2 separate regions of the Homo sapiens genome follow, and region 1 is linked to region 2. The links are chromatin contacts, found by Hi-C or POLR2A ChIA-PET in ENCODE. All regions are on one chromosome and are shown on one strand. Each heading gives the region's core, a stretch centred on a gene start or an enhancer-like site at or near the end of the contact. The rest is flanking DNA. Distances are from core to core; before and after follow the strand shown. Region 1 overlaps LOC105378861 (a long non-coding RNA gene). Region 2 overlaps SLC44A3-AS1 (SLC44A3 antisense RNA 1).

Region 1 (4,940 bases), core at 1,942-4,441, 71 kb before region 2:
CAACCAGCTTATGCCTTGTTAGATGAGGAGGAGCTTAACCCACTGAAGAGTACTTTCTTTTAATAAGGAGAGACAACTTCAAAAAAAATTGTTTTAGGGGCCCCCAAAATTTCAGATGAGGACACTATGAAGATTTTGAGTCTTGCAAGCTGTGTGATTAAAATGATCAAGTGATTAAAATGCTGTTTTAATGCTATTATAAAATGGTATTTTAGTTTGGACACATCCTTAGAAAGACTCCTTCCGCAGAAAAACTGACGCAGCAATTTGTAGAGGGAACTCACAGGTGTTCCATGAACTGAATCACTACATGGGGGATTTTTAAAAGCTGGATTGGGGGAGCAGTGGATGGTAGAATGAATCCTTTATCTTGAAGATATAGCAAAAGTAAATACAAATTATACAGCTTGTAAGATTAATGCTTTTGAATCATAAAAAATAAACACAAAATTCTTGTGGCTTAGTTGCATAAAGATAAGCAATTCAAAGTCCATATCTTTAATGATAGCCTTTTTTCTGTCGTAAGTAAAGACTGCATCAAGGAATTAATGCAAACACATTTCTGCCTACCATCCTTATATTTCTCCTTTCTTGCTAAAATTACCTACTTCACAGGATGTGAGAATTAAATGAGATATGTGTCACTTTGTTTAGCACCAAAGAAACACTAAATAAGTATTGTCAAGTTGAAATCTGAATAGTGCTTTTCTTCTTCTCCCTGTCTTCCTTCTCCTTTTCCCATCCTCACCTGCTTTCTTGGTGCTTACTGAGAACTGACTGTGTCCCCTGGACTGGGGCAGAGGTGGCCCTGCTCTCCAGGAGCTTTGCTTATTCACTTACTCAACCAGTATTTATTGAACTCCAACTTGTACCAGTCTGTCTTCCAGCCCTGAAGACTCAGTGTTGAGGATGAAAAAGTCCCTGTTTACATCCAAGGGTTAATACACCAATACATTAATCAATCCATAGTATAACCTTGAGTACTATTAAGCGCTACAAAGAAAGACAAAGAAGGCTAAAGGGATGGAGAATGGTGGAAGTGAGTTGGAGGCTATTTTACATGGATACATCAAGAAAGCCTCTCTGGAGAAAGTGGCATTTGGGCAGAGTCCTGAATGAGGTGAGGAGGTGGCCCATGAGAGGATCCAGGCAGAGGATGAGGCAGGGGCACAGGAAACAGCATGTGCAAAGGCCCTGAGGTGAGCACAAGCTTGGCATGGTCTCAGGAAAACAAAAAGATCAGAAGGGTATGGTCTCAGGAAAACAAAAATATAGTGAGCTGGGAGAAGGTTGTCACACAGGAGCCTGGAGGCATGGGGTGAGGAGAAGATCACATAGGGCCTCATGGGGCATGCTATGAAGTTTGTTCAGATTGTATTCCAGGATTGATGGGAAGCTATTGGAGAGTTTTGAGTCCTTATATTGTTTATGTGCTTTAAAAGGATCACTTTAGCCACTGGAGAATACAGAAGAGCAAGAGCAGAGGCCCCAACCAGGGGGCTAGTATAGGGACGGAGAGGCAGTATAACACAGTGGGGAAGCCTCCAGGGCCAGACTGCCAGGGTTTGAAGCATGTCTGCCATTGATGAGCAGCATGAGCATGGACAAGTTAAATAACTCACCTGCACTTCACTTCTCTCATCTATAAAATGGAGATGTAATAGGGTTACCACATTGTACAACTCCAGAATCTCCCCCTGGAGTCCGACGAGTGCAGCGTGCACAGTGCCACTCAGAGCTGTGCAATGCAGCGGTCTCCATCATGAGTCCTACCTTGTTGTGTTACCATGAAGATTAAGGCATAACACACATGTAAAGTGTGTAGAACAATGCCTGGTACCCAAGAATATCTCAAAAATATCTGTTATTATTCGTAGCTGAGGTGAGAGATGATGGTAAGTGGATTAAAGTCGTTACAGTGGGGGTGTTGAAAAGTGATAAAATTTGAAATGAAATTTGAAGAAAGAGCTTGTGCTGGTTCCCAGGGCACAACCACTAATGATGATGGAATTCAGAAGCACATCCTTGCCAGGACTTCTAGGTGGGTTTCTTAGTATGATTCTATTTTGGAGCTGAATTTCTCAGAATCTTCCCCACCAGGATGTTTTCCACCTAAAACAATGAGTGGATGTAGTACATATTTTATAGAGTGATTATGAGATTTAAACAGGATCTTGCATGTAAATACCCTAACTTAGTGCCTAGTACATTGTAAGTTTCAATGACCGTTAGCTATCATCGTCATCATCATCTGAGCAGCTCAATGTTTCTGCTTAATGCAGGCACATACCTACAACTCCACAGAAGAGAGATAGCAGCAGTTTTCCCCTCTTGTGAGGAGAGCTAAAGAGAACAGAAGCATTTGGGAATTAAGGTCCTGAGGCCATAGTGTCCCTAAAGGAGGCCTGTTGTTGTGCCCTCAGACACCCTCCATGGCCCTCAAAAGGCCTGGATAAGAACCAGCCCAACCAGGAAGAGAAGCACCGGAACCTAAATAAAGACATAGGATTCAAAAGGCATGATTCACCTTTATTTCATTGGGTTTACCACTTACAGAGCCCAAGTCAACCATGTAAAGCTATGAAATTTATGTTCTATTCCTTTTCCTGACCCGCTTGGCCCTAATGAACCTCAAACACAAATACTGGAGGTGGCAAGGGGACCTCGGCAGGCCCAAGAGCTGCAGATACCCAACTCCTCCCAGGCCCTCCTCAACACCACCCCGCTCTGCTCTGCCCCACTGATGCCAGGTCCTGGTATCATTGCTGTCTGACTACTCACACACCATGAGGTAGCGTCCCTGCTTTTTTTTTTTTTTTTTTCCTGAGACAGAGTCTCGCTCTGTCACCCAGGCTGGAGTGCAGTGGCGCGATCTCGGCTCACTGCAAGCTCCGCCTCCTGGGTTCATGCTATTCTCCTGCCTCAGCCTCCCGAGTAGCTGGGACTACAGGTGCCCACCACCACACTCGGCTAATTTTTTTTGTATTTTTAGCAGAGACAGGGTTTCTCATGTTAGCCAGGATGGTCTTGATCTCCTGACCTCGTGATCCACCCGCCTCGGCCTCCCAAAGTGCTGGGATTACAGGCGTGAGCCACCGAGCCCGGCCGGCAACCCTGTTTTATTTGTTCTTGGATGTATGAACCATATAATTCCTTCTTCAAAAGTCATAAAGGCGAGACTCCAGCCAACAATTCCACATAAAAAGAGAGCGCCATTTTCTCGCTCTCAGGCTTGGTAATGATTCCTGCTGTGAGGCAGTCATTACGGAAATGACTCAGTCTTTCTCTCCTGTGTTAATAAGATTTTACTGTCTTTGGTCCTGACTCAAACTGGCTGAGAGCAATGTGGGGATCACAGAAGCTGTACCAGAGTGTGTCACTATGTAACTTTTCTTAACTTACCAAAATACCATGTGGATAGGAGCCATTCCAGCCCATCGCCTTGCTTCCGAGTTGGCTGTAGTCTTAGCCGGGTTCACACAATGGGCATCTGCTAATCTCTTTCCTTACCTGCCAGGAAGTTGAGGCCAAAGTTCTGTTTTCTCTCTAAAGGCTAATCAAGCTGTAAAGACGGTTAGTGGGCTGAGCTCAAAATAAGGCACCTGAGCTCTCTTTGCATCTCTAACATCCACAACACTAAGCTTCTTCCTGGGGTCCCAGTGTGATAACTGACCCAGGCCCAGATGGCAAACGAAAGCTATTAGGGTGACTGTGGAAACTTCTGTGTCTTCTTCTTGGTTGAAATTATCCTTCTGGAGCACATCTGGAGATCCTGGCCATTTAGAAGCCATCCAGGAGCCATTCATTTATTTGACAGACATTATTGATCACCTACAATCCAATGCCAAACAGCACTAGGCATTGAGTACAGAAAGACAAAAGGCACAGCTTCTAATGTCAGGGACCTCAAGGTGTCATGTAGGGGACTGATGAGAAAGTGAACAATGTGAGTCATATGGTTAGTGCTATAAAATATTCTGGGTGCTACAGAGGCGTTCAAGGAGTACTGACCACACTGGTGGTCAAGAAAGATTTCCTAAAGGAAGACACACTTAGATGACCTGAAGGGTGCACCGGCGCCCTCTAATCAGAGAAAGGCGAGGAAGGAAGCAGAGGGACATTTCTAAAGAGAGAGGGAACAGCACATGCAACAAAGCTGGCTAGCTGTGACCACTAACATCCATTTCCTCCTTCCTGGTCAAATAGCTAGGTGATACCTCCCAGCCTCCCTTTCAGTTGAGGATGCTACGAGACTGCATTCTGGCCAATGGGAGGTGTGCAGAGACACTGGGTGTTCTGGCCTACAAGATCCTCTCGTGTGTTCTCTGTGTGCTTCCCTACCTCAGCTAATTGGGAACAGATAGAAATCAGATCACAAAGGGCTTGTGTGCTGCCTGAAGGAACTCCATGTTACGGTGCTGGTAAGAAGCAAATGAGCACAACAAAGTGACCATACTTAGTGTTTAGAAAAATGGAGGTGGCAGGATATTAGGGACAGGTTAAACTTTACCTGAGCTTAAGAAATCCCCTACCTTTTTGTTTTCCAAAACACCCCCATCCTTTTGTGTTCCATGGCAAAATCTCAAAGGACCATCCTGCCCTCCAATATTTCAAGTAAGACCTGCCTCCATCCTTTCTAGAGATTCCTGTGAGATTCCTTTGTTCACCTGCCTGTGTAAAGCCCCGGGGCCCCTTCCTTTTCTTTGAGACATTCTCCTTTCATGAACATTCTCCCTATTGCAATACCCTGAATAAAACCATCTCCTTGATGGTCTGGTGCATTTGGTCTTTCACATGAGCACTGGATGAGGAGTCAAATCTTCTAAGTGAAATTCTGCTTCTACTTGAGAGTAGACTTCCACCTTGCTTTATTTTGCTTTGTTTTGTTTCGAGACAAGGTCTTGCTCTATCAGCCAGGCTGGAGTGCAGTTTTGTGATCA
Region 2 (4,713 bases), core at 1,178-3,677:
AACCCCTTTCCCGCTGCCTCTTTAGATTACATAATTCACTCTGGTTCTCCAGACGTTCTACTTTTAATAACACAAGCTAAAATTTATTGAGCACATCATATGTGCTAGGCACTGTGCTAAGCACTTAGCTTTCATTGAATCATCTAATTCCTACCACGACCCTGTAAAGCAGGAACTATTATTCCTTCACCTCAGAACTGAGGTGCTGAGAAGTTAGGTAACTTTCCTGCATAGCTAGAAAGTGATGGACTAATGATGAAGCCTGTGTTTTTTATCTCTATGCTCTACTGCATCTTACTGAGCCTTATTATGTCTGTCAGCCATTTCCTTTACCAAAGAGAACACCCTACTTCCTGCCCACCCAGTGAGTAGATAAGTATGTTTGACCAGCTGTCCTTAGCTTGGCACATGTAATGGGTATCAAGTAGTGTTTGGGGGATGGATGGAGAGGTAGATGAGTAGGGGGATAGGTAGGGGGGATGGGTGGGTAGATAATGGGCAGACAGTTGGATGAATAAGTGAATGTATGGGTGGATGAATGGATGATGGGTTGATAGATGAGTGGATGAATAGATACATGAGTGAGTGGATCATAGATGAATAGATGAGTGGATGGATGGATGAATGAATAATTGGATGATAAGTGGAGAGATGGGTGGATGAATAGATGTGTGGATGAATGGATGATGAGTGAATAGATGGAAGGATGAGTGGATGCATAGATTGATGGGCAAATGGACGGGTAGATGGACTGCCACATGATCAAGGGGCTTTTGTGAAGAAAAACATTTAGGAACACAAGAAGCCCAACTAATCTAGAGCTACATACTCTCTGGCTGATTTGTTTCCTCTTTTCTCCAGATCCTATAGTCTATTCTGTTTGTAGGAGGAGAGCTTCCTCTAGGTATCTAGCCCCCACAGAACAAATAGAGCAACGGTGTTCCCTCTAACAGTTGCTTCTGCCTATGTTTATTTTCATAGGTGCTTCACATTAACTTTGGAATTCAAAATGGATTTGCTCAGGGTGGCTTAGTTTTCAGTAAGGCTGGCTGTTCCTTGATTCTGGTGGGATCCTGTAGCCCAAACCTGACTCAGAAGCATTGGCCTGCGGGATACATTGTTTATGTCTGGAGGTCTGAGGCACCCCTATTGTGCAGAAACAAGGAAATGCACATTTCCCAACACTTCGGCTACAAAACAGAGGCTAGGACTGAATATAGTGTGCTCTTTTAACTCTGAAAAAGTTCATGAAAAAGTCGAGCTTGCAGGATGGGAACAAACTCCCTTATTAGGCCTTTCCCCTTCACTTCCAGATTCCTGTCTACCCTCATCCTAACTCCCACACAACTCCCAGCTCTCTCCTCTTGTTCCCCTGATTCCAGATGACAAACTCACTCTTGCTAAGGTGTTAGTGATTTACTTCTTTTCTTTACCATTAAAGAAAAATTTCTTCAATAAAAGCCATATTAAACTCAAAGCCAGAGTCACTCGAATTCCCCAAGCAAGTCATATCCACTGGGTCTGTCATTCAGGCTATTAGTTTTATGTATTCTTTTTATTAACATTATATTTAAATCAAATTGATCAGAAAATAACTCAAGCCCAAGTTCATTTCCCATTGACTTTAGTGTTTCTAGAGAGGTTCTTCCCGTCCTCCTCAGACTGAAGATTTGGGGCACAAACATGCTAACCTTTCTCACCAATCCCGGGACCCTCAGCCCATGTCTCACTGCAAGGTATGCAATTCACCAGAAGTGGCCTGCCCTGCTCCTTACATAAGGCCTACTTGCCCCTTCGGAGTGACCAAGGTGCTCTGGCCATGAGGCTGGGGCTGCAGTACTCCTCTGGCAGTGTTCTATCATCATCCTCAAGTACTAGGTTGGTGCAAATGTAATTACGGTGTTTGCCTTTTTTTTTTTTTTAAAGACAAAAACTGCAATTACTTTTGCACCTACCTAATAGTTGTAGTACAGGAAGGTGGTACAGGATGGTAGAAGAAGCCGGGCATGAAGGTACAGGAAGGTAGAGTTACCTCCGCTGGAGAGTTTTCAAGATGTTGACCAACGCGTGCATTTTGACATGGGCATAAAAGAAAGGAAAGAAAAAATTGCATTTGCCCTCCTTTGGTCTCCCTCTGAGCTTTTTGATAAGCTCTACATGCCCAGCTGTAATCCTTTTGCCTGATTGTGAGCTAAGATTACAGGTAAACTCTGTGAACTTTCTGCATGAAAAGTTATATATACAAAAAAGTTCCTTCCCTTGTGCTCTAAATCCTGTTTGCCATTCAAAGAACAGTGGGAAATTGTTGTCGTATCCGATCAGCCTATTTAATGTGAAAGCAGATTAAGTCTTTATGCTCTGTGAACTCTGGACAAACCTGCCCATGACAGGTGTGTCCCAGGCCCTGGCAATTGTTCATGCTGGGGCCCCAAGCTCCTTTTATATCTTCAGATGGAGGGAAGGTGTGCTTTTGGCAGGGAGGAAGTAGTCAGTGTGAAATTGGAGAAAGGCATTCAGTCTTCCAAGTGGACACAGTGTCCCCGCGCACGGCTGGCAAGCAGGGTGCAGGCTGATTTCAGCCAGCTCGGCCCCTCAGGGATAGTGTGTAAGGTGCCCCTGGCCCCTGGGGTTACCTGGCTTTGCTATGAGGATCTCTGGCTGCTCTGGAGAGAGTTAAAAGTGTCTTAGCTTTTGGAATGCTTGCTATAGATTTGCCCATATTAGACCTAAAAAGAGCAAGCGTGTCAGCGCTGGAGCAATGAGAGTATGTAGAGTTGGCAGGCTGGCCAGGGGGCTGCATCACCCCTGCGAGTTCAGAGGCATTTCTCATCAATGCCCGCTCAGCAAAAAGACGCTGAATCTCAACCCTGGCACATTGAAAATTTCTTTGAAATTCTCCAGCCCAAACAGCTCTTAGATATGCAAAGCATAATTGACAGAAACTTGAAGCTAGAAGCCTCCTTGAAAGGCCACCTATGCCAACCCCCAGGTTTTAGGCAAAACCACCCTTCAACTATTCTAGAAAATACTCCTTGAAGCTGATGGGAAGATTGCTGGCTTGAAATTTCCTTTTGAAAATATGATGGATGAACTCCGAGGGCATCCCGAATCCTTGTCTTTTTATTTTATTAATTTTATTGTGTGATGAAAGAAAAATTCTCTGAAGTCAGACGTCAACAACCCACCCCCACCACTATTCTCCTCCTCCTCCTCTTCGGTTGGTTCCCTGGGAGACCACCGTGAGACAAGATAAATGAGCAGCAAGGTTTTTGAAGCCAGTGCTCAGGAACAACACCTCTAAGAAAATAAAGGAAGCAGGACTGAGCTGCAGTACAACTGTCATGCAATCGGGGCAACCTCAGTGTAGCGACCCAGGCAGAAAGTACTTCTCTCTCCCTGCATCAAGGGATCAGTCTCAGGAAAGGAGAGGGATTGGTGTAGATTGGGTCCCGTGCCCACTCCCTGGTCCAATCACTGTGGCCAGGGGATGAGTGATTATGATTGGCCAGCCCCAGGTCACATGGCCACAAATATCAGGGGAACGGAAAAGCTTGCTGGACAGACGAAAACAACAGGTACCACACACCTCTAAAACTACCTCTCAAAATTGTGAAAAGACTAGTGAAAGTATACATAACTGTTTGGGAAGCCCAGGCGGGCGGATCACCTGAGGTCAGGAGTTCAAGACCAGCCTGGGCAACGTGGTGAAACCTGGTCTCTACAAAAATACAAAAATTAGCCGGGCATGATGGCGGGTACCTGTAATCCCAGCTACTCGGGAGGCTGAGGCGGGAGAATCGCTTAAACCCGGGAAGCAGAGGTTGCAGTAAGCCTAGATTGCGCCACTGCACTCTAGCCTGGGCAACAGAGCAAGACTCTGTCTCAATTAAAAAAAAAAAAAAAAGTATACATAACTGCCTAACAGAGGACGTAATAGGACACACCCAATAAATGGTCATTGTTGTTTCCTCCAGCAGCACCGTAAGAAGGAATACAAACAATCTTTCTTCTGCAGTCTTGGAGCAAACAGGTGCTGATAAAATCAACATTAGTTCAAGCCTCACCCCCAAAGTTGAACTGAGCCTGAACCTTTCTGAAGAATGAAGAATGTTTAGCAAACATTCCCCTCCAGTGTGCCTAAACTTCATGTATCTTTGTACTTCCTCGGCCAGATGGGCCTGGACCACCAGAAACGTCATAAGGATGTTTATCTCCTTGAAAACTTCGATGGTCCAAAAGTATTTCTGAAGAAAGACAGTCCCCAGTGTTTTTCTGACCTCTTCACAGAGCCAGAGCCAGGGCATTTGGATGAAGTGGGGAAAATTCCTGTGTCCGAACTGAATATCAGCATCCTGCAATGTCTTGTTGCCAAGAATGGGTCATGTATGTCCTTCTCCTCCTCAAAACTATAAACCTCTCCAGAACCTCCTGAAGAATTAAGGACAGAGAGTTCTGGGCCCTCAGTGACAAGCCCACCACCCCTACTGCCCTGCTCCAATGCTATGCTGTGGCCAATCAGATGTCCCAAAGTTCCCCAAACTCCAGGGTCACCTGCCCTCTACCTCCTTATCATGCTCACTGTTCCCTGTACGAGAACATGATGTTCCCATCTACCACTCCCCTAACTCAACCCTCAAAATCCCGCTCATTTTCAAGCCCACCCTAAAGCCTTTCCTACCCTTTCAACCAACTGTGGTCTTGACTACCTTTAAT

What was found. A loop is a pair of places that touch in the nucleus more often than their neighbours do. ChIA-PET counts read pairs that join two places held with the same protein, here RNA polymerase II (POLR2A).
Region 1: a loop to region 2 is called in a map of heart right ventricle, with 6 times the contacts of the local background. The contact joins two enhancer-like sites. A Hi-C loop is called at or near these places in 1 of 168 maps with a recorded cell type or tissue (heart right ventricle). POLR2A ChIA-PET finds 5 or more read pairs at or near these places in 3 of 52 experiments (H1, RWPE1 and activated T-cell).

Annotation. Positions count from the first base shown.
Region 1 is chr1:94,602,665-94,607,604 of GRCh38, forward strand. All of the region lies in intron 1 of LOC105378861 (a long non-coding RNA gene), which reads left to right. Among named protein-coding and RNA genes, the nearest start is that of MIR12133, 61 kb to the left of the region's middle. RefSeq lists an enhancer at 2,731-3,930. Within about 2 kb of position 3,192, at least 5 of the 41 ENCODE cell types and tissues checked have a DNase peak (open chromatin) inside an H3K27ac peak, as active enhancers do.
Region 2 is chr1:94,674,449-94,679,161 of GRCh38, forward strand. The region is part of intron 3 of SLC44A3-AS1 (SLC44A3 antisense RNA 1); the gene reads right to left. Among named protein-coding and RNA genes, the nearest start is that of MIR378G, 69 kb to the right of the region's middle. Within about 2 kb of position 2,428, at least 7 of the 41 ENCODE cell types and tissues checked have a DNase peak (open chromatin) inside an H3K27ac peak, as active enhancers do.